2 separate regions of the Homo sapiens genome follow, and region 2 is linked to region 1. A link is a contact called in ENCODE Hi-C or POLR2A ChIA-PET data. All regions are on one chromosome and are shown on one strand. Each heading gives the region's core, a stretch centred on a gene start or an enhancer-like site at or near the end of the contact. The rest is flanking DNA. Distances are from core to core; before and after follow the strand shown.

Region 1 (3,579 bases), core at 143-2,642:
TTCAGTGGGCTAGACCCAGACCCAATCATGTTAAGTATGATAGGGATCAGTGGCCCAGCTGGTGTGGAAGACAAGTGGGTCATACTGGGTTTAGGCCCACATAGCACTAAAGGTCTTCAACATGCAATTAGAAGCTCAAATGTTGACGGGAATATTGTTCACTCTAAAAAAGATGTTTCTATTAGAATTTACTTACTCTTTCATGAAAACATAGATGCTTCCTCTTTCCTGATTGTGAGAACAGTGTACCTGACTAGCTTCCCCTTTTCTTTAACTGTTAGGAAGTTCTGTCCTAGAGATAAGTTTCAAATTTATGAAACAATAATTTCAGGGATTATTATTTGCATCACTTTTCTTAATTGACTCTTTATAGTTTCCTTTTTTATAGTTTATATAGAGGTTTTATAATGATTTTAAAATTTTTATTCTCACACTATTTTATTTTATGCATTAACATTGTAAGCCAGCTCAAGTCATTTGTAAAACGTGGAGTGCTTAAAAGAAACAAAAGAAAATTAATAAATTAATTGAATTCAGAGACATCCTTTGCTTTCTTTTCAGTGGCATTTTTGAGAATTAACATATTATTATCCCCTTCATTATTCCATAACAGAATTACAAATTGCTAATTTAGACGTGGTTGTTAGTAGCTCATTACCTTGACCAAAAGTAATTTATGAGCCAATGTGGCTAAAGATACAGCACATAATAATCTTGACCTTTCATAGTTTTCAAACTGGATGACTCCTTGGAAAGAAAACAAATCTTTACTAAAGAAGTTAATCAGGTTTCACTCTAGGTTTTCTAAGCACAAAAAACACACCAAAAGCATTCACCCCAGCATCCACCCTGTTGCTGTCTTTTGCCACAGCTCCTTTGGTACTACCCCACCCAGAAGTCTGAGGTTGTTTTATCTGGGAAAGTAGCTAGTTGATTCTTTAGTCTTAAATAAAAAAGTTGGAAAAGGAAAAACAGTATCTACCCTTATTTCTGCCCCACAGGAATTACCCACCTCTCCTCATTGGAATTATGCATGAAGGGCTGCATTCCTTCAGCTTTATAGGGTATGACCCAGTGTGTTCAGAGGTTGGACAGGAAGATTTGATGGAGTAGCATTTTGTAGTAAACCGATCTAGGGCAAAAGTGTTCCACATTCCCCTAGAGCTTTTCTCTCCCATTTCCCTTCTGTGATTTCAGACACCCATTTATGTCTGCTGGGAGAATCATTAAGTCTTGAGCTCTGTGCTCCTTCCTCTTACCAGACCTGATAGTGACTTTAAGCGGGAGGGGGAGTTAGGAGAAAAGTATTTTGTTTCCTTCTTGAAGGGGGTGTGTCCCAGGCTTGTCTACCTGCACAGGCAGTAATGCGTGCCAGGAATTGCTGATGGATCAGTGAGCCTGTGTTCATGCCAGTGAGCTGCTGTGGCTCAGATACTGATACTTTCTTTCCAAACAGCATAAGAAGTGATTGAGCCACAAGTATACTGAAGGAAGGGCTCCCTCGAGTTCTGGTGTGAAGAGATAAATCACCAGGTAAGCCCAATAACTGTACTTTGATTACTAAGAACGTGTATTACGATGACCAGTACTACCTGTTAATCTGAGATTATTTTTTCTCTCCTTGAAAAAAAAATTCTGATTTCAATGTATCATTTCCTGAAGATGGTTAAATAAGGGAACAGAGTTGAAAAAGCAATGAGCAGAAACAACAGATTTCAACCCGCTTACTAACTATAATGAGGTGATTGGCTGAGGCTCAAGCTCCAGATTTTCTGACTGAAAGCACACTCTTCCCTCTGTGATAACACAGGAACCCCATTGTTCTGATGTGCCAGGGAGGTAGATTGCCTAGAATAAAAAGGGCTCCACCAAAGATACTTGTTAAAGTATCAGTCATATGGTTTTCACTAATTCATAATACGTTAACCCTTGCAATCTCTTAAAATAAAATTATGCTTGAGAGAATTAAGCTTATTTTTCCTTTAGGGTGAATTAGTTTAAGCTTTGCCTGGATCCATATATATCCAGGAAGTACTTCTCAATTTAACTCCTTCCCAGGACTCCAAAAAACCCTAGAATTGACTAACCATTTCTCCTGCTACTTCCCCAAATAAATATAAAATGTCACACTGTATTTTCTTAGTAGAGGCCTTGAAAATATATAATTTTTCTTTTCTCTTTTCTTTGTTTTCATGAAAAATCCATTTATGTAAACCTGATAGCCTATGTAATGTACCATGCCAGAGACTACATGAAGGAAAAATACCGAAGGAGATATAGAAAGAAGGTCAAGGTGGGAGAGGTGTGGAGAAGTGATGACCTTGGCTTTTTCATGCTGAGATCCATTAAGCTCAACTTGATAATAGCATTCATGGGCTGGAAATTACAAACAGAGGCAAGAATAACAAAAAATAAATAAAAGTACATTCTTTAATATGTTAGAATATTAACACAAGCCTTTTATTATGCTCTGTTGTCATTAAGAAAACACCACTCATTATCTAACCATAACCCAAATTGACAACAGTGTTCTAATAATGGTCCCATAATACTTTATTCAACCTTTGACAAGTAGTAAAACATTGAGCAAATTATTTAGTTGTCTTATCCTGGTTATTTCATTTGTAAAATGGTGCCAATAAGCGTTAAGATTGGAAATAGGAGTGTATGCCTGTGGAGTCTGACAAGCTCAACTTGCAAACTCACCTTTTGTGCACAACCCCAAGCTGATGTGAATTATTGTTGGATGCCTTGTATGTCTTTCTTCTCCAAAAGTAGAGTAAATTTCTTAAAAAACAGGGACAGTGTCCCAATAACAGGGTCTGTCTGTTGCTGGGCTGAGGGCAAGGAAAGCACCATACTTTCACAACAATGTGCCTTCTAATGTCTTTCATTACACAACTAAAGGAATGCAAACATCTCTTTAAAAAAGTAAATGAACACATTCATTCAAATTTGGATATAAATAAATGATTTTAGTGCTTTGGCTGAGAGTAAGTAAAGTAAAAACTGGCAGGAGCAAGAGGGCACTGGGTATCTGAGGGCATTAGCAGTGGTGGGGTGTGCGTCACAAGGGTGCACAAGTCAGAAAGTGGGGGAGTGGCATCCCCGGGACAAGTGTCACTGAATTCACAATTTTGCTTAAGGACACCCTTAGGAAACTGTGCTGTGTAACCTACCTAATCTAAATGTTTATATTTGTAACTTTCAAAATATTTTGCCTGTTTTTTTTTTTATTTTATTTTATTTTTTGAGACGGAGTCTCACTCTGTCGCCCAGGCTGGAGTGCAGTGGCGTGATCTCGGCTCACTGCAAGCTCCACCTCCCGGGTTCACGCCATTCTCCTGCCTCAGCCTCCCGAGTAGCTGGGACTACAGGCATCCACCACCATGCCTGGCTAATTTTTTGTATTTTTATTAGAGACAGGGTTTCATTGTGTTGGCCAGGATGGTCTCAATTTCCTGATCTCCTGACCTCGTGATCCTCCTGTCTCGGCCTCCCAAAGTGCTGGGATTACAGGCGTGAGCCACCACGCTCAGCCACCTGGTTCTCTTTTTAATGTTCTTTGGCAGGGAACAC
Region 2 (3,386 bases), core at 332-2,831, 64 kb before region 1:
ATCTTAGTATTTATGTAGAGGAAGGAGAAAGGGAGAAAAAATGTTGACATGCTAGAAGGAAAAACTGGGGCTCCAAAATCTTTTCATACTCCATTTTCACAAAGGGGTGGTTGGTTGAAAACACTGGGGAAACATAAAGCCAGCACTACATTTCCTTTCTGAAATCCTGGAAGGAAAGGCATGGAGGGGGTAGAAGTCGGGGCTGATGAGCCATTTGCCCACGTCCTACATTCGCAGACAGAAAAGAGACTGCTTTTGATATTTGAAGGTGGGGACATGGATATTTAAAATAAGTGCTTTCTGCATGTTTGCTTGTTTTGCCTTATTTAAAAGTGCTACTGGCCAGGTGTGGTGGCTCACGCCTGTAATCCCAGCACTTTGGGAGGCCAAGGTGGGAGGATCACTTGAGGCCAGGAGTTTGATACCAGCCTGGCCAACGTGGTGAAATCCTGCCTTTACAAAAAATACAAAAATGAGCCGGACTTGGTGGCGCAGGCCTGTAATCCCAGCTACTCAGGAGGCTGAGGCAGGAGAATCGCTTGAATGCAGGAGGCAGAGATTTCAGTGAGCTGAGATCATACCACTGCACTCCAGCCTGGGCTACAGAGCGAGATTCTGTTTTTTTTTAAACAAACAAACAAAAAAAAGGGACTACTGACATTCTTCTGCTTCCCCCAGCCTATGCTGATTTCAGACAGTCTAATTCTCTAGACCTCGAGACAGCATTTGTCCACGAGTCTCGTTTCAGGTGTTTTGTTGAGGAGAGGTGAAGGGTTAAATATGGAGAGGACAGGGTAGAAGGAGAAAATGGACAGAGGACCTGGGCTCCTTTATCCAGCTCAACCAACATTTGTTAAGTGCTCACTCATGGCCAGCCACTGTTCAGGGTGATAAGAGATCAAAGAATAAGGCTGAAACCCTGTCCTTTGGAAGCACTGTCTAATACAGCTGTCCTTATCCTCAATTGCACATTAGAAATACATGATAGCCTTTGATACTGTTGCCAGAGCGCCACCCCAGACCACCTGATCAGAATCTCAGGGGTAGGATCTGACCAAAAAAAATCAGGCTAGTTGACTCTAATGAGTATGCAGGGAAGGTTGGTCTAAAGGCAAAGGCAATCTACGGCCATACCATCCTGGACGCACCTGATCTTATCTACAGGCAAAGGCAGTACTGGCCAGTCACAGCAATTCCACATGCTTGTGCTATGAGAGGAATGTGTAAGTCCTGGTTGGTCATGGTGGAGGAGGAAGAGATCAATTTTGCTTTGGGAAGGGAAGTTCTGTGAAAGAGTCACAGAAGAAAAGATGCTTAAGCTAAATCTCAAAGGACAAGCAGCAGTTTGTCAAGCCAGACAAAGGGGTGGGGTGGGGTGCATTCCATGCAAAGAAATCAGCCAGTGCCAAGGCATGGAGGTATGGGGGGGGGGCGGGGAGGGGGGTGGCATACCCTGTAGCTGCATGGGGGAGGGACAGGCACTGTTTTTATCTACTCAGGTTGCCATAACAAAATACCACAAGCTGGGTAGCTTAGACAACAAAATGTATTGTTTCACTGTTTTGGTGGTTGGAAGTCTTAGATCAAGGTATCAGTAGAGTTGGTTCCTTCTGAGGACTGTAAGGGGGAATCTGTTCCATGCCTCTCTCCGAGTTTCTGGTGGATTTCTGGCAATGTTTGTTGTTCCTTAACTTGCAGACCTATCACCCAACCTCTGCCTTTATATTCACATGGCATTATCCCTGTGTGTGTCTGTTCCAAATCTCCCTTTTTCACGAGGACACCAGTCATATTGGATTAAGGGCCTATCCAACTCCAGTATGACCTCACCTTAGCTAATTACATCTGCAATGGCCTTATTTCCAAATAAGGTCACATTCTGAAGTACTGGTGGTTAGGATTTCAACGTATGAATTTTGGAAGACACAATTTGACCCCTAACAGACAAATAGCAGAGAAGGAGGCTTGAGAATAAGGCATAATGTTGGACAGAGAGATCCTGCAAAAGAATTTGAATTTTGCCCTGAGGGACCTGAGAACCACTGAAAACTTTTAATATTGAGACTAACAAGAGAAACGTACTAGCTAACATTTATATGTGCCAGGCACTCCTCTAGCTTAACTTTATGTGCTTTCACTCCTTTAATCCTCAAAAGTAAAGTCCTATTACTATCTCCATTTTACAGATGAGAAAACTGGGGCAGAGAGGGGTTAAGTACTTTGTCTAAAATCATATGCCAAGTAAATAGTGCTGCCAGAATTTGAATCCATGAGTAATCTAGCTCCAAAGCCTCATTGTTGCTGCTGCCTCTGGGCCATGAACACCTCAGAGTCTCAACTGATCCCCTGCTGTGGACGACTTCCCCTCTGGGTCTCCAGCCCTTACTCCTCTCTCAAGCTGCAGTTATGCATCTCTAGTGGTCTGTTGAAATTTCCATTTCAATGTCCTTTAGCATCTCATTCTAACCAACTCTGAAACGGAACTCCTTCTTTCTCCTGAAATATGAGCTTCATTTCTGTTTTAAAACGCGGCTTTTAATGGCGAATCCTTTCCTGTCCTGTCAGTGCACGGCGGGTAATTACGGAGACCAAAGATACCTGGTGTCTTGGCTTCTTCTCTTGAGCCGTTGGGGATGGCTGTGACAACTCGAGGCATGGGCTGTCTCAAAGGGGACTGTGTGAAAGTGTTTGGAGCCAGTACACCAGGGCTGGCAGGGGTGTTGGTGTGGGAGGATGGGGAGTCTGAATTGCCATCAAAAGCATGGGCATTTAGTTCCCCCCCAAGATACATTTCAACATTTTGCTGGGCCTGGCAAAGAAGACAAGTATGCCCTCACATGGTAGTGGGGACCCCATGGGTACAAAATGATTCTGAAGCTTCCATGGAAGGTTCTTATAAAAACTGGTATTCCAGGGCTCCCTCCTTTCAATAAGTGGATCTAGTTCAAAGCCTGGTTCCCATCATTTAAGGCATTAGCCAAAAATGGCCCTTGAATGAATTGTGAAAAAGGGCACTGCACTGTGAGCTGAAAGACCCTCGTTCTAACCTTTACTCAGTTTCTTGAATATTCAGCAAGCCACTTTAGAAACACTGAGAAATAAACAGACCCTAAGTCTGTTTCTTCATCTGTAGAAAGGAGTTAGACTCATGATCTCTGAAGTTTCTTGAAGCTCCAAAATTCTATAATTGTTATGTCCTAATTGGATATCAGACCACAGATATTCAATGTCAGCTACACCTGAAATTGGCAGATCAGTCTTAAACTAGTATATTTGTGAAAATGGAGGAGTGAGTTGGGTTTTTTTTTAATGCTTATAAAAAATTCTTTTTTTGCCTCCCTTAACCCTAAAGTTGGCTTTCTTCATTGCTGTCTCCTGTCACCTGA

What was found. Hi-C counts contacts between places; a loop is a spot of excess contacts on that map. ChIA-PET counts read pairs that join two places held with the same protein, here RNA polymerase II (POLR2A). Pooled maps may share reads with other maps.
Region 2: a pooled map shows a loop between it and region 1 (5-fold over the local background). The contact joins the enhancer-like site here to the promoter of ADGRF1 in region 1. A Hi-C loop is called at or near these places in 4 of 168 maps with a recorded cell type or tissue (HepG2, PC-3, PC-9 and 1 more) and 2 of 50 pooled maps. POLR2A ChIA-PET finds 5 or more read pairs at or near these places in 3 of 52 experiments (OCI-LY7, PC-9 and activated T-cell).

Annotation. Positions count from the first base shown.
Region 1 is chr6:47,040,145-47,043,723 of GRCh38, reverse strand. ADGRF1 (adhesion G protein-coupled receptor F1) reads left to right here and starts at 1,392. Exons shown (of 15, transcript NM_153840.4): 1 at 1,392-1,533.
Region 2 is chr6:47,104,911-47,108,296 of GRCh38, reverse strand. No RefSeq gene overlaps it. Among named protein-coding and RNA genes, the nearest start is that of ADGRF1, 64 kb to the right of the region's middle. Within about 2 kb of position 1,581, at least 2 of the 41 ENCODE cell types and tissues checked have a DNase peak (open chromatin) inside an H3K27ac peak, as active enhancers do; they include PC-9 and mammary epithelial cell, where a contact is called at or near this core.